Linked DNA regions of Homo sapiens: region 2 is linked to region 1. A link is a loop called in an ENCODE intact Hi-C map of the cell type or tissue named here. Cell type or tissue: Calu3. All regions are shown on one strand. Links, peaks and the distances in the headings refer to the core of each region. The heading gives the core; the rest is flanking DNA.

The links. Peaks named below come from ENCODE experiments on the same cell type or tissue, not always from the same donor. Only the 100,000 strongest peaks of a DNase experiment are listed, where the experiment ranks them.
Region 2: it touches region 1 in a loop (3-fold over the local background); 14 of 110 quality-filtered maps call a loop at or near these places.

What each region holds. Positions count from the first base shown.
Region 1 is chr17:38,662,515-38,672,921 of GRCh38, reverse strand. It overlaps EPOP (elongin BC and polycomb repressive complex 2 associated protein), which reads left to right. Exons shown (of 1, transcript NM_001130677.2): 1 at 1-1,219. Among named protein-coding and RNA genes, the nearest start is that of EPOP, 7.2 kb to the left of the region's middle. RefSeq lists a silencer at 832-1,126 and an enhancer at 5,072-5,366. In Calu3, for the core only: CTCF peaks have their summits at 3,598 and 5,190 (motif pointing right); a DNase peak (open chromatin) is centred at 5,231.
Region 2 is chr17:38,439,325-38,449,731 of GRCh38, reverse strand. The region is part of intron 1 of ARHGAP23 (Rho GTPase activating protein 23); the gene reads right to left. Among named protein-coding and RNA genes, the nearest start is that of ARHGAP23, 16 kb to the right of the region's middle. RefSeq lists enhancers at 1-696, 8,461-8,963. In Calu3, for the core only: CTCF peaks have their summits at 1,759 and 5,448 (motif pointing left); DNase peaks (open chromatin) are centred at 1,871, 5,421, 5,831 and 7,026.

The sequences.
Region 1 (10,407 bases), core at 1,483-9,482:
AGATGATTGGCAGCTCCCTGGGGGCATCCCCCACCCCCACTGTCCAGGCCTTTAACCCTTTGCTCCCCTCAGGCCTTCCCTAACGCTCCAAGCACCGCTGGAGCCTTTAATGGGTGAGGGAACTTGGGTAAGAGGAAGATCACCCCCTTCCTGTCCCCTTTCTAGGCCCCCTCAAGTGCAGGTGACCCTTAATTGGTGAGATCTTCAGCCTCAGCCGCCGACCTTTCCCTTTTGTCCAGTTTTGGAGTTCCCGTTTTTTCCTTGTTTGCTTTCCGAGTGTAAGGTCTGGCCGGTGAGAAAGATTTCCCCCAACCTTGATTAATCAGCCCCCTCCCCCAACTTACTTCCCTTAGGACGGGTAGGGCTGAGGGACCTCCTCTCCTGGAAAGTGCTTACTTTGCCTGGGGAAGGGGCTAGACACTGTCCCAGGGAAAGTAATAGAAGGTGGAAGAAATCAATAAAATCAGACCAAACAAGTCGCCTTTCGAGGGCCTCCACCGATTTATGGATGAGAGGGGGTGGAGGTGGAAGGCAGGCCCAAGTCCATTCTTTGGACACCCAAACTCAGCCCCCTTAAAGAGTGGAAACAAAACAAGCTGCACTTTGCAGAGGTGGTAAATGAAAGGACTCTTGGCCTAACTTCAAGAGTCCCCTGGGGTTTGAAGGGGCAAAGTTTGAGTCTGGATGGAACCTGGGCTGAGGTACCTTAAGCTTCCCCCCGCAACACCCCAGCCTCAGGGATTGCGGGAGTTGTCAGAGATCTGATGGATCCGAAAGGGGCAGGGCCAGGGGATTAGGTTTGGGGTCAGAGGTTCTGTTTTCCAGGGGAGGGGTGAGATAGGCCTGGATCATGCCCTCTGCCATGCCCTCCAGCTAGGAGGATCTTGAGTCAGAGAGGATTGGAAGTGCTTTCTCCTCCACCCAGGTGAGGTCAGGGGAGCTTAGGTCTTAGGGAGATGGCAAGTTGAGGTATGAAGGGAAGCTGGGGCTTTTGGAGCTGCCGAACAACTGAGGGACCCAGTGCGCCTTCCATCCCGCACTAGTGAATAGCGCCCCCTCTTCCCCCGAAAACGAGGTGCGAGAGGAACAATTCCCACGCTGGGGAAGGACTTGTCTCCTTTTCTGTGAAAATGCTTTGTAAAAAGTTGTTATTGTTTGCATAGAGCAGATTCTTGAGAAAAACTGTTTTGGACCATAAAAGTTTTGTTTGTTTTAAAAACTGTCTCCTTTCATTTTTCTTTCCTTGGGGGTGAGGGTGGGGGTGGGGTGGGTGGGCACTTCTCTCTTTTTCCTTAACATCTGGCCTCTGTGAACCCTGCTGACCTCCCCTCCCCCTCCAGCTGTGTTGTGGGAGGAGGAGGAAGAAGGGGTGGGGGAGTGCCTTCCACCCTGTGCTTCGGGAGTCTCCATCTTATTTTGCCCCCCAAGAATGGAGAACGGGAGGAAGAAGACACAAGGGGTGGGGAGAGAATCGCTGTGAAGAGGGGGGCTGTCAGAAGTCTGGAAAGGCAGACTCCCTGATTTTCAAAGACCCCTTGGTTTTAGTAACGCGCTCCGGGTCAGCGTCTGCCCCACCCGCCTGCCTGGAGCCGGGCACGGGATGATGGTGTGAGCTCTGGGTGAAGGAGGAAGGGCTGGTGGGCATGAAATACTCTTCTTGGACTTTCCTCCTCTTCGGGGCAGGAGGAGATGCTGTTAATTTAGGTTCTTTCCTCCCTGCATCACCTGCCCCCACCCTCACTCCCCCACCCCCGCCCTGCAAGTGAAAGGGTTACAACTCAACCTGGAAGGGGGCGGGGTGGCGAGTTAAAAAACACACCTTTTGGCCAAATAAGATTTAATTCTAGTTATTTTACAGAATAGGGAACTACGTTAGTTTCCAGGGCTGCCATGACAAATCATAACAAACTTGGTGGCTTAAAAGACAGATATTTAAGCGGCCGGGTAAGGTGGCTCACGCCTGTAATCCCAGCATTTTGGGAGGCCGAGGCGGGTGGATCACAAGGTCAGGAGATCGAGACCATCCTGGCCAACATGGTGAAACCCTGTCTCTACTAAAAATACAAAAACTAGCTGGACTTGGTGGCGCATGCCTGTAATACCAGCTAGTCTGGAGGCTGAGGCAGGAGAATCGCTTGAACCCGGGAGTCGGAGGTTGCAGTGAGCCGAGATCATACCACACTGCACTCCAGCCTGGCGACAGAGTGAGACTCCATCTCAAACAACAACAACAAACCCCGATATTTCTTCTCTTCCATTTACTGGGACCAGAGGTCCAAACCTAAGGCATTGCAGGGCCGAACTCCCTCCGAAGGCTCTCGGGAAGGGCCCCCTCCGTGCCTCTTCCAGCTTCTGTGGCCCCAGGTGTTCCTTGACTTGGGGCTGCAGAGTTCCCATTCTCCCATGGTATGGCCCTCCCCTCTCCTGTCTGTCACAAGGACACTTGTCATTGGCTTTAGGGCCCACCAGACAATCCAGGATGATCTCGTCTTGACATCTTTAATTAAGTTACATTTACAAAGACCCTTTTTCCAAATGAAGTCATATTCACAGGCTCTGGGGGAGTGGGGGCTGGGGATTAGGACCTGGACACATCTTTTTGGGTTCCATCATTCAGCCCACCCCAGAAACTGAGTCCCAGAAAAGAAAGAAACTTGCCCAGACTTCTGGGGGAAGCAAACAGGTACTGAGTATTTGGGGTTGGAATAGGGAAAAGCGTGCTTCCAAGCGAGGGCCACAAGTTTCTCCGAACAGGAGCCGCCTGGGGAAAGGGGAAAGGGACCCCTGGCTTTCCCTAGGCTCTGAGCTCCCGGGAATCTGGGACTCCCTCTCCCACGCCAATACGCTGGAGCCCGAGAGGGTCTGAGGAAGTCTGCTCTCCCTCCCAGGTGTCTTCAGCCCCTGCTTCTACCCCTCCCTTCCTCCAGTCCCATGTCCTCTAGGGCTGGTGGCCACCACGTTGGTTTGTCAGGGATGTGGTGGTCATAGTCTTATTTCTGTCTGGGTCTCTAAGCTCTTACAGCATCACCTGTTTTCCTTCTGTCTCAAAGGGTCTCAGAGGGTCTCCTCTCCATGTGCCTCTGGGTCTCTACCCTCCTCTTCAGGGTCTGGCAGGACCCCCAGAGTAACCCCTCGCTCACCTTCCCCTATCCCAGCCCTGCTTACCGTCTCCTCCCTCCTCCCGGGAGCATCAGCCGCCTCCAGCTCCTCTGCCTCTCACCTCTTAGACCTCTGCAGCCTGACTTCTGTCCCTGAAACCGCTTTTGCCAAGGTCAGCCAGGAGAGCCCCCAACCTCAAATTCAACAGTTGCCTCCCTGCCACCACTCCTGGACTTCTGCATAGCCTGTGACACTGCTGGACACTCACAAGGGTCTCTGTCCCCAAAGGTCCCGCCTCTGTCTTCTTCCATCTCCTCCTTCTCTTGCCCCCCTCCCCCAGAAGCTTTAAAAAGACAAAGTCCGATGAAGTCCGGTGGCGCCTGCCCTCCACCCTATCTGCCCGCAGGATTCTGTTTTCCTCCCCTAGGTCATCAGCTTGCACCTATATGGGTAAATGACTCCCACTTGACTGTCCCTGCCTCCTCTCCCTCCAGCACCCCTCCTGAGCCTTGGTCCCGCATCTCCACAGGGACAATGGCAACTCATTTGCCCCTGTCAAAGACCAAGCTCCTGGTCCCTGCCCACAGCTCCCTGCCCACAGCAGTCCCCCTGGTCAAGTCCACATTCTGGTTACAGCTCTGCTTTTCTCCCCATTACTTCCCCTGGACTCAGCACCTTGAATTCTCAGCTGGGTCCTCCCATTTGACCCACAGCTATCTATTTCCAAGCCTCCCCCTGCTTCTCCCCTCCCAAGGATCTCACAATTCTGTCTCTAATCTCCACTCCATCATGGTGCAGTGTCCCCTACCTCTAGGCTGGACTATGACAGTAGCCACCTAACTATTAATAGTTTCTGGGTGTCTGGTTTTTCTCTGATGCCCTCAGATCAGTTTACCTTCTTACTGAGTGGGTCCCCTGATAGTATTAAATGCAGCCTCCTTGGCCTGTCATTTGGAGCCCTCTGTGATTTGGCCTTAACCCCCAGCTCCCTCAACCAACTTGGTTCCCATTACTTCGCTTTATACCAGTGAAGGTATACCTGGTCTACTAGGCTGGAATGCACTTCCTTCCCCAGCGCCCCCAGCATGCCCCTCCCTGCTTTCTTTACCTTCATTCTCCAATGCAAAATGTCATCTCTCCCATGAAGTATTTTTTGATTCCCCCAGTTAGATGTGCTTCATGCCACCTCTAGACCCTCTTCACTCTTCTGTGTCTGGTAGGAAGGGACTGTGGAGTGTGGAGGGCGAGTGCGGCTTTGGGGCCAGACACTCCCGCTCCCCTCTGTCTATGGAGAACCTGGGTCAGGGGACTCGAGGCAGAACCTTCCTGACCTAAGCTTTCATTTTATTGCCTTGGCCTTAACTGAGAGTCATTGACATGTAACAACCATTTCAAAAAAAAATCGCCCCTGCAATTGTAAAAACTTCCTGAGAAGGCTGGCAAGGTAGCTTGTGTCTGTAATCCCAGCACTTTGGGAGGCCAAGGCGGGGAGAATCACTTGAGCCCAGGAGTTTGAGCCAGCCTGGACAACATAGGGAGAACTTGATGCTACCAAAAACAAACAAACAAACAAAAACAAAAAACAAGCTGGGTGTGGTGGCGTGCACCTGTAGTCCCAACTACTCTGGAGGCTGAAGTGGGACGATTGCTCAGCCACTTCAGGGAGATCAAGGCTGCAGTGAGCTGTGATCACTCCACTGCACTCCAGCCTGGGTGACAAAACGAGACCCTGTCTCAAAAACAAAAACAAAAAACACTTCCTGAGAAGACACTGTCCAGTGTGCCAAGTCCCCCTATGCTGTGTTCACATTTTCTCTAAGATAAAAAGTTAGGGTATTGATGACAAAGTTATAATTATTTGTGATTTTTCTTGTGTCCTTCTACAGTGATCTTGTATCTCTTGCTTCATTTTTTAAGGTCCTGGATCAGTGCCTTGCACACAGCAGGCACCTAATGAATACTTGCCCAATGCATTTCACCCCACCTCCGTTCCTCCTGACCCCTCCACCCTTGTCTAAAGCATTTTTAAAAAGCCTCATTTAAATGACTGCACAGCAGCTTGGCGAGTGACCCTTGGCCAGAATGCAGTTCCAGAGCTTGTCCACTAGATGCTGCTGTCTGCTAGCACCAGAAAGAGGATGGCGAGCCAGAGAAGGGTGGCTGGGGAAGGGATTCATTCTCCCAGGCCATGGAGTGAGAGCCCTGAGGGGGATCGATGTGCAAGACGTGGTCTCTGCACACAAGGAACTTAAGCAGGTGTCAGGTGTTTTACAGGCATTATTTTGCTTTCATAGCAATAGATAAGTACTATTTGTTTAGCAGATGAGGAAATGGGACTCAGAGAGGTTAATTAACTTGCCTGAGGTCACACAGCCAGTGGAGGAGCAAAGTAGCTCTGGTCTGTCTGACTAGGTTTCCTCCTGAGTGGTTATCATAGCAAGCACTGTAATGGCATTTCCTTGGAACCAGGCCTTGTTATATTATGCTTAGTTGCTCATGTAATCCTCAGGACACAACATGAGGTAGGTACTATTATTTATTTATTTATTTATTTATTTATTTATTTATTTATTTATTTATTTTTGAGACAGAGTCTCACTCTGTTGCCCAAGCTGGAATGCCGTGGCGCAATCTTGGCTCACTGCAACCTCCACCTTCTGGGTTCAAGTGATTCTCATGCCTCAACCTCCCTAGTAGCTGGGACTACAGGCGTGGGCCACCATGCCTGGCTAATTTTTGTATTTTTTAGTAGAGACGGGGTTTCACTATGTTGGCCAGGCTGGTCTCGAACTCCTGACCTCAAATGATCTGCCCACCTTGGCCTCCCAATGTGCTGGGATTACGGGTGTGAGCCACCGCGCCCAACCGTGGTACTATTAGCTCCATTTTGCAGATGAGAAAACTGGGGTTCACAGAGGTTAAGCCCATACAGCTACGGAATTGTGTCCTTTGAGTTTGTGCTCTAAATGACCACACTGCTGCCATGTTTCACCACCCAGCAGCAACCTGTTATGGGGTGGGAGTAGCCCCCACCAATATGTAGAGGTCCCAGAGCTCTGTTCCAGAGACACAAAGACACAGAGCCTGCCCCCAAGGTCCCTAGAGTGGCATGGGGAAAGCAGGACATGCAGTCCCCTCCTTAGGGTGTGGACTCTCCACAGATGTGCTGAGCGACTCAAGCTGAGTGTTGAGTGTTTTACCCTCTCTGGGGCTCAGTGTCATCACCTAAAATCAGGGGACTCTGTAACAGAAAGTGCCTCTCAGACGCAGACTTGCCATCCATGGTGATTTTTTTTTTTTTTTTTTGAAACAGGCTCTGACTCTGTCACCCAGGCTGAGTACAGTGGTGCGATCTTGGCTCATCGCAGCCTTGATCTCCCAGGCTCAAGAGATCTTCCCATATCACCCTCTCGAGTAGCTGTGACCACAGGCACGTGCCACCATGCACAGCTAATTCTGTTTATTTTTAATTTTTTTTTTGAGACGGAGTCTTGCTCTGTTGCCCAGGCTGGAGTGCAGTGGTGCAATCTTGGCTCACTGCAACCTCTGCCTCCTGAGTTCAAGCAATTCTCCTGCCTCAGCCTCCTGAGTAGCTGGGATTACAGGTGCCTGCCACCATGCCTGGCTAATTTTTGTATTTTTAGTAGAGGCGGGGTTTAACCCTGTTGGCCAGGCTGGTCTCGAACTCCTGACCTTGTGATCCACCCGCCTCAGCCTCCCAAAGGGCTGGGATTACAGGTGTGAGCCACCGTGCCTGGCCAATTTTTTTTTTTTTTGAGATGGAATCTCGCTCTGTCACCCAGGCTGGAGTGCACAATCTTGGCTCACTGCAACCTCCACCTCCCAGGCTTAAGCGATTCTCCTGCCTCAGCCTCCTGAGAAGCTGGGACTATAGGCGTGCACCACCATGCCTGGCTAATTTTTTTTTTTTCTATTTTTTTAGTAGAGACAGGGTTTTGCCATGTTGGCCAGACTGGTCTAGAACTCCTGACCTCAAGTGATCCGCCCACCTTGGCCTCCCAAAGTGCTGGGATTACAGGCGTGAGCTCTGTTTATTTTTTGTAGAGATGGGGGTCTCATTATGCTACTCAGGCTGATCTTGAACTTCTGATCTCAAGGGATCCTCCTGACTCAGCCTCCCAAAGTGCTGAGATTACAGGCATGAGCCACTCTACCCGGCTTCCACGATGATTTATTACAAAATCATGGCACTTAAACAAACAGAGGGAAGTTACCTACTCTAAAATGCACCAGAATTTCAGCTTGATGATCATTACACATGTACATTACCTGTGTGATCGCCACCCAGACCTAGATAAGCAACACTTCCAGCCTTTGGGAGGCTGTGTGAGGCCTGCTCCCAGTTGATCTCCTGACCCGGAGATGACCACCATGCCGGCCTCTGTCACCGAAGATCCGTTCGGCTTGTTTTTGACCCTCATAAGAATGGAAGGTACGTTTTTGGGTCTGGCTTCTTTTGTTCAACATTATGCATGGGATTCATTCATGCTGTTGCATGAAGCTGTAGTTAACTCATTTTATCACCGTGTAGTATTTGATTGAATGAATATTCTGCAATGTATATGTTTTCCTGTTGATGGATGTTTGGGCTGTTTCCAGATTTTAGTTTTATGTATAAAGCTACGTGTTACAGTTTTTATTGTTGTTGTTTGTTTGTTTGAGACAGAGTCTCGCTCTGTTGCCCAGGCTGGAGTGCAGTGGAGTGATCTCAGCTCATTGCAACCTCTGCCTCCCAGGTTCAAGCAATTCTCCTGCCTCAGCCTCCCGAGTAGCTGGAATTACAGGTGTGAGCCATCACGCCTGGCTAATTTTTGTATTTTTAGTAGAGACGGGGTTCTGCCATGTTGACCAGGCTGGTCTCGAACTCCTGACCTCCAGTGATCCACCCGCTTTGGCCTCTCAAAGTGCTGGGATTACAGGCGTGAGCTTCTGTGCCCAGCCTTTGTGTCACAGTTTTAAAGGAGAAGAGAAAGGAGCTAACATTTCTCAAGCGTTAAGCGTTAACTGTCTCCAACAATGGGCTAAGGACTGGAGATGAGAAATAACTAAAACCTCATATTGCTCTCCGACAGCTCACCACCTAGCAGGGGAGAGAGGTAAGTGAGCAATCAGGACAAGACAGGCATAGAGGTGGAGACTGGTGAGGTTGAGGGAACAGTGGAGCATGTGGGAAGAGCATCAGGGCATCAGAGGGGGCTTCTCAGAGAAGGAGCTCTCTGAATTGAGTCTTCAAGGATATAGGAATCCCTGAAGTGAAGGCCGGGAGGCACTGGGGCAGAGCACACACAAAAGTGCCAAGATTTGAGTGGCTGGAGCACAGGGTACATGTGACAAGAGATGAAGTAGACCGAGGTCAGATCACAAAAGGTCTTATATGTTAGGGTAAGGAGTTGATTCTGAAGACAAGAGGGAGCCCCTGAAGGGTGACCCAATCAGACTGTGAGAGAAGAGGGCTCAGGAACAGGCAGGGTGAATACTCACATTTCATGATTCATGGGAGGCTGGTGTGGAGTCCCTGGGGGTAGAGGCAGGGGGGCAGGGGTGGAGGCTGTGAGAACCCATTCGGGGGCGGGGTCGGCGGGGAGAAGGAGAGGACAGTCTCGGTGAGGGGGTCCTTACAAGGTAGACTCACCAGCTTTGGTGACAGATTGAATGTGGGGTGAGGCAGAGGAGGAGTGTGGCTTGAGTCCCAGATTTGGCCCTGTTGCCTGCGTGGGTTTGTGGCTGAGAGAGGCCTGAGCTGGAGGTAGGGAGGCTTTAGGGCATCAGACAGGATTGGACGGGAATGGCCAAGGCATGCATGTGGGGTGAGAAAAGGGCCAAGAACAGAGCCCTGGGGCACATTTACAAAGGGGAGCCAAGTGCCGTGGCAGCTCACGCCTGTAATCCCAGCACTTTGGGAGGGCAAGGAGTACGGATCACTTGAGCCCAGGAGTTTGAGACCAGCCTGGTCAACATAGTCAGATTTTGTCTCTACTAAAAATTAAAAAAAAAAAAAAAATTAGCTGGGCATGGTGGTTCGTGCCTGTAGTCCCAGCTTTGTGGGAGGTTGAGGTGGATCACTTGAGCCCAGGAGGTCGAGGAAGCAGTGAGCCATGATCATGCCACTGCACTCCAGCCTGTGGTGGGCAAAAGAGGGAGGCTTTGTCTCAAAAAAAAAAAACAACAAAAAAAGGCGGGGGCTGGGGAGGAATGGCCAGGGAGAGAGTGGGGAGAGAGAGGGTGGAGAGGAGGGAGAGAGGGGGAGGCTCTGGGGGCTCTGGTGACCACTGCTCATTGTCCACCCAAATCTGAGCTCCCTGTGCCAACTGGGTAGGCACATTTCCCAGCCCCTTTGCGGTCAGGTATGACTATGTGATTTAATTCCCACCACTGGGCTGCGAAGGGGAAGGGGTGTGTGCCTCTCCCAGCCTGGGCTTTAAGACCCTGGGCCTGCCCGCCCCACACTCCCTTGCCCTTCCTGCTGGCTGGAACCCGGCATGGCAGTCACTCAGCTTCGGTCCTGAGTCACTGGCAGGGCCCTAGGGGGCAGCACAGCAGCACATGGAAGGAGCCTGGTCCCCGAATGGCTGTGAGAGCTCCCGGCTGACCTGGAGTGTTCACCTGCAACACAGGAAAGAAGCAAATTTTACATTCTTCAAGCCATCATCTTTTTTTGGATCTCTTTGTTCTAGGAGTTTAGCCTAACCAGTACAACTTAGACTAAGCTAAACAGTTTAGCATAGCCCAAATAATACAGAGAATTAACCTAATGAAAAAATAATTAGCCAAATTAATACAATGGAAAATTAAAACATAATAAAATAAAATATTGGCCTAACGAACACAACTTACCCTAACTCATCCAATAATCAAAGGAGGAGAGTATCAAGAAAGGAGGAAAACAGGGTGGAATGTCACACAAAGATGGGATAGAGCCGGGCATGGTGGATCATGCCTGTAATCCCAGCACTTTGGGAGGCCAAGGCGGGTGGAGCACTTGAGGTCAGGAGTTTGAGACCAGCCTGGGCAACATGGTGAAACCCCGTCTCTACTAAAAATACAAAAATTAGCTGGTGTGGTGGCGCAAGCCATAGTCCCAGCTACTTAAGAGGCCAAGGTGGGAGGATCACTTGAGCCTGGGGAGGTGGAGGTTGAAGTGAGCAGTGATTGCACCACTGCACTCCAGCCTGGGTGGCAGAGTGAGATCCTGTCTTAAAAAAAAAAACAAGATCAGATACAGGATGAGGAAGGTCCACTGGCCTTGGCAAGCAGGATGGCACCAGTGACTCTAGTGAGATCTTCCTG
Region 2 (10,407 bases), core at 1,056-9,055, 220 kb after region 1:
ACCAGTTGCACACCACCAAACGCAGACCCATGACCACTCCACAACCTCGCACACAGACAGGGCAAATCCCACCACAGATCCGTGCATCCCAGGCATGCAGGCAATGCGATACTGACACATGCCCGCCCCGCCCACGCCTGGGCCTCTGAACCCTGCTCCAGTCTCCTCAGTCAAGGGCGGCGGCCCCCTCAGGCCTCTTCCACCCTTTTGCCCCATTCAGATGCCTGGTTCCCAGCATTGCTTGGGTAGAGACTCCCGCCTGACAAGCCCCAGCAGGCCAAGTTGATGAGCCGGCCAAGCAAGCCTGTGTCTCCGCAGCGCCCTCCATGTACACATAACCCCCATCACCGGGAACCTGGGCACCCCGCACTGGCACTATGTCTGGCCCACGGGTAGGGGATGGTTCCCAGGGTCTCCCCAGACCCAGTGCTCTTCCCCTGTAGGGCCACTCTTGCCCAGGGTTAGGATGGACTGTGCTCCCTCTCCCTCAAACTAGGCCAGAGCCACGGAAGCCTGGGAAGGGAGATGAGGAAGCACTTGTCACTCCAGACATCCCACCACCATCAGGGAGGTGGGCTGAGATAATGCCAAATGCACAAAATCCTCAAAATCTGTCTGGGCATGATGATTCATGCCTATAATCCCAGCACTCTGGGAGGCCAAGGCAGGAGGATCGCTTGAGCCCAGAAGTTCAAGACCAGCCTGGGCAACACAGCGAAACCCCGTCTCTACAAAAAATATAAAAATTAGCCAGGTGTGGTAGTGCATGCCTGTGGTCTCAACTACTCAGGAGGCTGAGGTGGGGAGGATCACCTGAACCCAGGGAGGTCAAGGCTGCAGTGTGAGACCCGGTCTCAAAAAAAAAAAAAAAAAGGCTGGGCAACTTGGCAAGACCCCATCTCTACAAAAAATTTAAAAATTAATCGGGGATGGTGGCGTGCACCTCTGGTCCCAGCTATTCAGGAGGCTAAGGTGGGAAGATCACTTGAGCCCAGGAAGTCAAGGGTGCAGTGAGCTGTGTTCGCGCCACTGCACTCCAGCCTGGGTGACGGACCAAGACCCTGTCTCAAAAAAAAAAAAAAAAAAAAAACTCCCCAAGTTCTTTCAGTGGCAGCACAGCTCAGGGGCTGACACACGGGATCTGGAGTCCTCTGGAGGCTGAGTCAGAGCCCTATCTCTACCACTTTCTAGATATGAGACTTTGGGTGAGTTACTTAACCTCTTTAAGCCTTGGTTCCTCATCAATAAAATGGTAATGACATGTATTTCCACCTCAAAGGTTGTTGGGAGGATTAAGTAAATTAAAGAAAGTCTTAGCACAGGCTCAGAGCACATAGTAGGGATTTAATAAATGCAGGCTGTTTCGACGGCTTTTTGGATAGTCATCACAGTCACACTGACATTCAGACATGCAGACACTCAGCCATGGATACACAAAGACACGGTGACACATGTGGACGCTCATAGACCCAGGCAAGCTCATCCTTCCCGGCATCACCCCCACCTCCCACTGCCAGCCTCAGGTTCCTACAGGCTCTTGACGTGCCCCAGTTCCTCCCAAGCAGGGAGGATTCAGTAGGATCTCCCACTTCCTTGGCTGAACTTTGGCAAGCCCAGAGCACTACCTTATGGGCCCTCTGGGAGTAGGGAAGGGGTGGGCAACATGAGACCCCAGGATGGGGCCTCTCCCAGCAGGCAAGGAGCATGGCAAAGGTGCCAGGCTGGCAGGGTCTCCAGTGCCAGAGGAGGGCCAGTTCCTCCCTCAGGGACAACAGAGGAAGGGGAAACTAAAGAGGAGCCTCTTTCCTCTTGGTGGGAAATGAGCACTTACAGAAAAGGGTGCGTCTAGCCAGCCACAAAGTAAACACCAGGGCCATTGCCCAGGCAACAGCAGGCTGGCATTGGGACAGGGCTTACCACAACCCCTCCGTACCCCTGATTTACCCACTCAGCAGCCCTTGGCTGTCTCTGGGGTCTCCATTCTGGTCTCTAGGCCTGTCTGCAGACTCCTCAAAGGGAAGAAGCTATGCCTCCTCCATCAGACTGTGTGCTCCTTGAAAACAAGGGATTTTTGCCCCACATCAGTCTAGGGTCTCCCAAAAGGCATGGCCTGTGTCTTTCCCCTCAGATTGGAGGATGCCCAAGGGCCTGGCCTGAGTCTCCCCCTTAGACTGAGAGCTCCCTAAGGACAATGGCTGCTGGGTTTTCAGAATGGATTTGCCCTCCTAGAGAGCTTTGTGCATAGCGGGCTCTCAAAAATTATTTCTTTTTTTTTTTTTTTTTTTTTTTTTTTTCAGACGGAGTCTCTGTTGCCCAGGCTGGAGTGAAGTGGCGAGATCTCGGCTCACTGCAACCTCCACCTCCTGTGTTCAAGTGATTCTCCTGCCTCAGCCTCCCGAGTAGCTGGGATTACAGGCACGTGCCACCACGCCCGGCTAAATTTTGTATTTTCAGTGGAGATGGGGTTTCACCATGTTGGCCAGGCTAATCTCGAACTCCTGACCTCAAATGATCCACCCGCCTCGGCCTCCCGAAGTGCTGGGATTACAGGCATGAGCCACCATGCCCAGCTCAAAAATTATTTCTTAATGGTGAGGATGTGGAGAAATTGGATTGCTGTGGGAATGTAAAATGGTGTGTCTGTGGCCAGGCACAGTGGCTCATACCTGTAATCCCAGTGTTTGGGAGGCCAGGAGTGCAAGACCAGCCTGGGAAACATATAGAGACCCCATCTTTATAAAAAATGCAAAATTGGCCAAACGTGATGGCACACACTTGTAGTCCCAGCTACTTGGGAGGCTGAGGTGGGAGGATCCCTTGAACCCAGGAGTTGGAGGCTGCAGTGAGCTATGATGCTATGATCACACTACTGCTCTTCAGCCTGGGCCACAGAGGAAGACTCCCTCTCTAAAAAAGCAATAAAAAATAAATAAATAAAATGGTGGAGTTGCTATGGAAATCAGTATGGCAGTTTCTCAAAAAATTAAACATGGACAGGAGGCTAAGGCAGGAGAATCGCTTGAACCAGGGAGGCGGAGGTTGCAGTGAGCCAAGAGCGCGCCGTTGCACTCCAGCCTGGGCAACAAAAGTGAAACTCCGTCTCAAAAAAAAAAAAAAAAAAATTAAACACAGAATTACCATATGATCCAGTAATTCCACTTCTGGGTATATATCCACAACAACTGAAAGCAGGGATTAGAAGAAATGTTTGTACACCCATGTTTGTAGCAGTGTTATTCACAACAGCCAAGAAATGGAAGCAACCCAAGTGTCCATCTACGGATGAATGGACAAATAAAATGAGGTATATCTATACAATGAAATTGTCTGTATTATTGTATTACATATAATACATACATGATATGAATAATAATAATTGTATTATTTAGCCTTTTAAAATAAGTGAAGGCCAGGCGGGGTGGCTTACACCTGTAATCCCAGCACTTTGGGAGGCTGAGGTGGGAGGATTACTTGAACCCAGGAGTTCTAGACCAGCCCGGGCAACATGGTGAAACAACATCTCTACCAAAAAAAAAAAAAAAAAAAAAAATTAGCCAGGTGTGGTGGCACATACATGTAGTCCCAGCTGCTTGGGAGGCTAAGGTGGGAGGATGGCTTGAGCACAGGAGATGGAGGTTACAATGAGCTGAAATCGCGCCACTACACCTCAGCCTAGGGGAGCCAGACCTTGTCTCAAAAAAAAAAAAAAAAGAAAGATATTTGACACATGCTACAATGTGGATGAACCTTGAAGACATTATGCTAAGTGAAAGGATTAATATTGGCTGGGCTTGGTGGCTCACATCTGTAATCCCAGCACCTGTATTCCCAGCACTTTGGGAGGCTGAGGTGGGAGAATCACTTGAGGTCAGGAGTCCAGGGCCAGCCTGGACGACACGGTGAAACCCTGTCTCTACAAAAAATAAAAAAATAGCAGAGCGTGGTAGCATGCACCTATAATCCCAGCTCCTCAGGAAGCTGAGATGGGAGGATCCCTTGAGCCCAGGGCGTCAAGGCTGCAGTGAGCCGTGATCACACCACTGCACTCCAGCCTGGGTGACAAAGCAAGACCCTGTCTCAAAAAAAAAAAAAGGAATGAATGAATAAATATTATATTATTCCACTTACGGTGATAGTGGAATATCACCACTTATGGTGATAACACAATAATATGGATGTACTTAATGCCACTTTACAGTTAAAAATGGTTAAAATTATAAATTTTGTTTTATATATATATATTTTTTCAGATGGAGTTTCGCTCTTGTTGCTCAGGCTGGAGTGTGGAGTGCAATGGCGTGCTCTCAGCTCACTGCAACCTCTGCCTCCCCGGTTCAAGCGATTCTCCTGCCTCAGCCTCCTGAGTAGCTGGGACTACAGATGCGAGCCACCATGCCCAGCTATCTTTTTTTTTTTTTTTTTTTTTTTAAGTAGAGACAGGGTTTCACTGTGTTAGCCAGGATGGTCTCGATCTCCTGATCTCGTGATCTGCCCACCTCGGCTTCCCAAAGTGCTGGGATTACAGGCGTGAGCCACAGCACCCGGCCGTATTATATATTTTGTGATTTTTTTAAAAAGGCCAAGTCAGAAATCAAACACACACACAAAATAAAAGGCCAGGCACGGTGGCTCAGGCCTGTAATCCCAGCACTTTGGAAGGCCGAGGCAGTTGGATCACCTGAGGTCAGGAGTTTGAGACCAGCCTTGCCAACATGGTGAAACCCCATCTCTACTAAAAATACAAAAATTAGCTGGGCGTGATGTCAGGTGCCTGTAATCCCAGCTACTCTGGAGGCTGAGGTAGGAGAATTGCTTGAACCCAGGAGGTGGAGGTTGCAGTGAGCCGAGATCACGCCATTGCACTCCAGCCTGGACGGCAAGAGCAAAACTCTGTCTCAAAAAAAAAAAAAATGTTGAAAGATGAAACAAATGAACAGGTCTCTCCTTGGTGCCCAGGAGAAGTCTCTGCCCACAGAGGTTGCCCAGGAGCTGGGCACCTCCTGCCTGGAAGACCTTTCCCTGCCGTCCCTTCTCCACTGCACCTCCTCAGAGTCTCTACTGTCATCTTTGGAGCCCTAGAGGTCCCCGCACAGGGGGATCGCCCAGCCTGAACCTGGCACGCATCAGGTCCTTGGCGTTGATGGGGGCCTGCCATCCACAGAGGCTGCCATCCCCAGTCATGCACAAACTCTTCCAAGGCTGCCGGCAGGAACTTGGAAGAGTTTTCTTGGCAGAAACCTGGCTCAGTGTGGGGGCCCTCAAACCCACCAAGCACACACATGCCCATTCCAACGCGCCACACGCTCACACCCACCTGTAACATACACACAAGGGTGTGCCCACAGAGACACCGCCGCGTCCTCTCAGGCACTCCTGGAAATGAGCCCGCACAATGAAGGGTGCACATCTCGGCTGCCTGGCAGGCAGGTCCCGTGGCCAGCAGAGCCCCCTGCTGGCCCAGCGCTGGCATGCCTCGTCTCCTTGACAACCCAGAGCGAGCAGAAGGGTCCTCATTCCCTCAACCTCGCTCCCCAGGCCCCTCAGCTCCAACCTGCCCTGGGATCTTCCCCTCCCCATCTCCTACAAAGGAGAAGAATCTCCTGCAGAAGGACAGAGCAACTGTGGAATCTCGGGGTCTCCCTTTGGTCAAGGAGAGAGGCCAGAGCCCCTTTTCAGACTAGACTGGAGCAGTCATTCCTAGAGGCAGGGGAATGCCTGCAATGACTCTTCTCTAAGGTCAGCAGATCCATCCCCTGGTCTCACGCTGGACAGTGCATTTCAGAGGAGACTAGGGGAAAGCTCTAGGTGTGACTCCGCCTGCCCCCCGCCCCCCAGGAGTGCTTCCTGTTGTCTGACAGCCTGGGCAGAGGTAACAGGTGCACACACTGGTTTCCTTCAGGCAAGAGCTGGGTCCCAGTCAAGCTAAGACCATGTCCCCTCCCAGGGCAGGTCTCAGCAGATTCCGAAAGTCTCCCGGGGGCACATGGGGCTCCCTTCAGGGAGAGGCTGTCAGCCCCACCCCTGAAACCACCCACCCCCTCACCCCAGCCCTGCCCATCCCTCCCGGTTACCCCTGCCTTCCCCTTCACACATGTGGCCCTGCCTATGAACTGAACCACTCCCTAATCCAGTCTGTGATGCCCAGAGGCAGCTGGACAGGTGGCAGGGACAGTGGCTCTGCAGGGACAAACAGCCTCCCCTGGGTCACTACCATGAGGGAGCCCCCTGGGCTGGGCTCTCTGGTCAGAAGAAGACAGATGGCATCATCCTCACTCCAGATCCTCCTCCCGCCTCCCCCTGCCAGTTTGCCTGGCCCCACATTTGGGGACAGGATAACAGCCACACAGTCAAGAATACTTGCTGAGTGCTTACTATGCCCCAGGCAGCTGCTGTTAGATGCGCTAACTCATTTAACCAACCTCTGGAAATGAAGGTAGCACCCAGCACCCACCACCTGCAACTCCTGGCTCTCCACCGGGTTGGGTGCTAGGCAGGGAATGCTGGGTGACCTGCAGGGGCACCGAGGCTTGGGGACAGGGAGGATGGTGAGAAAGTGACCACTGTCCTGGCATCAAGAAGGCTAACACAGAGAAAAGGCCACACTTGCCATTGGTACTGGCCCTGGCCCTTTTCTGGCTGTGTGACCTCAAGATCATCACTCAAGGTCACTCAAGTTTCCTTATTTCTTCAGCTATAAAATAAAGACAGAGATAGCAGCCTGAAAAAGTTGCTGAGAACCAAGAATCAGGTATTATGGCCCCAGCGCTCCATCCCCCCATCGGAGTAGACTCTGCTTCCTAGATGTCTCTGGAGTCTGCTCACTTCATTACACCATTGCCCTGCTCCAAGCGGCAGTCACCTCTCTGGCATCTGACAGTCCAGATTGATTATTTTAATATTATGACCACCAGGCCCTGTGGGACGCGCCTTGGCCCCCACACTCACCACACCCTCTTCCTCTGTGCTCTGGCCACCCTGGCCTCCTTCCACCTCCTGTGAGGACCAGGCACCCTTCCAGCCTCGGGTCCTTTGCACATGCTGTTTCTGGAATGCAACCCATGCCCTGATTCACTCCTACCCACCCTGTTGCTCTTAACAAAAATGTCACTTCCCCAGGCACACCTCCTCTGGCCCCAGACCAGGTCAGTTACCTGTGCACCCTCTTGTCAGTGTCTACTTATTTATGAGCTTATTTTGACCAACATCTCCCCACAGGGCTGTAGGTCCTGGAAGGCAAGGACCATGTCTGCTTTGCTGGTGGTCAAATCCCTGGTTCCTGGCCCAGGGTGGGTGCTCTGCACACTGTTTCTAAATGTTGGAGAATGAATGAGCCTTTCCTCAGAGAGTTAGAGGTAACCAGAACCCTGTCCCCAGGAGGGGTCTGGCAGAGGCAGGGGCTTTTTATATCCCCACCCCTTCCTCAGAGGGAACCAGATCCAGAAGTCGGGGGTGCTGGAATAAGGAAGAAAGGGGGGCCGGGCATGGTGGCTCATGCCTGTAATCACAGAACTTGGGGAGACAGAGGCAGGAGGATCCCTTGAGCCCAGGAGTTTGAGACCAGCCTGGTCAACATAGTAAGACCCCATCTCCACAAAAATAATAGTAAAAATTAGCCAGGTGCCGTGGGGCACGCCTGTAGTCCCAGCTACTTGGGAGGCTGAGGTGGGAGGATTGCTTGAGCCAAGAGTTCAAGGCTGCAGTGAGCCATGGTTGTGCCACTGTACTCCAGCCTGGGCGACAGAGCCAGATCCAGGCTCAAAAAAAAGGAGTGGGGGAGAAAGGGGTGGGGAAAAAGGGGGGAGCTGCTTCAATCCTCTTTGCATCTCTGTGCCCTCACCCCAGCTGGCCACACTCCAGCCACGAGCCCTCCTCGTGGGTTCTGCAACGTGCCAAGCCCTTGTCCTGAGACTCAGAGCCTGCTCCCCACATCCAAGTTCCCCTCTCCCTGGACTATAATACAGTGCCTGCCTGCCCCCTCCCCGTCCCCTTCTTCCCTTGACTCAACCCTTACCCTCCAGGTCTCAGCTTGACTTTCTGAAACGCTTGTTTAACTTAGCAAGCTAAGGAATCTGCCATGGTGCCACAGCTAATGTCAGCTCAGGATTGAAGCTGTGGGCAGAGCCCAGACTCTCGGCCACCTCATTATACGCCTCATCACTACTGGTTTCTCCCTCCAGTCCCCGCCCTCTCTGGGGCCTCAGTTTCCTTATGTGGGCTCTTCCATGATGAGGGACTTGGACATCTGTAGATTTCAGGAAGATTGGTTGAGAGGAAGAAGGTGGGGGAAGAGGTTAAGGGAGGAGGGGAAGGGGGAAAGAGAGAAGAGAGGAGGGAGGGGAGGACAACAGAGGGGTGGCTGCCTTGGGCCAGCCAGACATGAGAAACGCCAAGTATGTGAAGTACGCCAGCCCTGAGCTATGAATAGTGCGCCAGGCTGGCAGCCCAGGTGGGCCTTTCTGCCCCTCCCACGGGAGCTCTGCACAGGGGGCCTGAAATGGGGAATGGGGCATGGGCTGGGGAAGCACACTTGGGGACAGAGCAAGGGGTGTTGTCATGCAAGTGAGATGCAAATACACAGCAGCAGGCAGGTCTGATTGGTGGATCCCTGTGGGGCTGGGAGCATAGGCCGAATGGTCACTCAGCAAAAGGCAGTGCCCAACCTGCAGCACAACCCAGGGCCTCTGCCCACCTGCGCTGTGGCCACTGCAGCTGCATTTCCCAGGCTTGGAGGTTCCTTCTGGTCACCCGTGGCCAAAATCCCACTGACGCTGTGCAGCCTCTGGAGGCCTCTAAAGGTCGTGGTAAGGCTCTGCCTGCCCTGGACACCATCTCTGACCACCCCAGCACCAGGTCAGCCTCTCCTTGGAGCTCACAGGTCTGACAGACAGCTGGGCACCTGGAAATTACGACATCCCCAGTCCCGGCCTCTAGATCCCTCTCCTCATCAGTGATCCCGGTGGGACACACACTGGGCTTAGAGGCTGGAGGCCCAGTCCACGGCCCCTGTCCGGCCACTTGTGTGCCCCCAAAGAAAGCAGTCACCTTCAGAGCCGGTTCCTCTTTCTTTCATTCTAGGACTGTTCACTGGGTGCCACCAAGGGCCTGGCACCGGGCTAGGGGGGCCAGTGACACAAGGGAAGACGAGTCAGAGGCCAGGTTTCAGGTCCCAACTGCATGACCTTGGTCAAGTCCTTTCCCTCTCCAAGCCTCAGTCTCCTCAGCTGTAAACTGGGTCCTGGAGAGGACTCAGCATTGAGTGCCTGGCATGTAGAAGTTGCTCAACAAATCAGTCCCGTAGTCTGAGGATTTTCAAAAACTAACAAAAGCAGTCCCTGGTTTTATAAAACCAAAGACATAGACATGCAACAAATAAAGGTGCTGTAGGGCATAGTGTTTAAAAGTTCCTAAGCAGAGCCTGGGCATAGTGCCTCATGCCTGTAATCCCAGCACTTTGGGAGGCCGAGTTCGGAGGATCACTTGAAGCCAGGAGTTAGACACCAGCTTGGCCAACATGGTGAAACCTTGTCTCTACCAAAAATACAAAAATTAGCCAGATGCAGTGGTGCGTGCCTATAGTTCCAGCTACTCGGGAGGCTGAGGCAGGAGAATCGCTTGAACCCAGGAGGAGGTTGCAGTGAGCAGAGATCACGCCATTGCACTCCAGCCTGGGTGACAGAGCAAGACTGTCTAAAAAAAAAAGTTCCGACTGGGCTCGGTAGCTCAAGCCTGTAATCCCAGCACTCTAGGAGGCCGAGGCAGGCCGATCACCTAAGGTCAGGAGTTAGACCAGCCTGGTCAACACGATGAGACCCCATCTCTACTAAAAATACAAAAATTAGCCGGGCAGGAGAATCGCTTGAACCTGTGAGTTGGAGGTTGAAGTGAGCCAAGATCGCGCCACCGCACTCCAGCCTGGGTGACAGAGCAAGACTTGGTCTCAAAAAAAAAAAAAAAGTTCCTAAGCAGGATTCAGAGGAAGCTGGATTGAATCCTGACTCAGGCCCACTTCCTAGCTGTATGTCACTGGACAAATTACTAACCTCCCTAAGCTTCTGTTTCCACAGTTATTAAATAGAGATAATCCATCGCCCATGGGATTGTTGTGCAGATTAAAGAGACGGTGTGTGTAAAGTGCTCAGCACAGCAGTGTCTGGCCCTGAGGCCCGCAATACAAGTTTGCTATAACCAATACTCCCATTGTTATTATTATTGGTGGGCAATGCAGTGTCAAGTGCTATGGGAACACTCAATTCATCAGTCAGCAGCGTTCACTCAACAGGGCCTGGCCTAGAAGCTGGATATAGAGCAGTGAACAAGACAAAGTCCCTACCCTCACGGGGCACAAGGTCTAGCGCACAGAGGAGGAAGTCGCCATATATTTGAGTGGTGGAGGGAGGCTTTACGGAA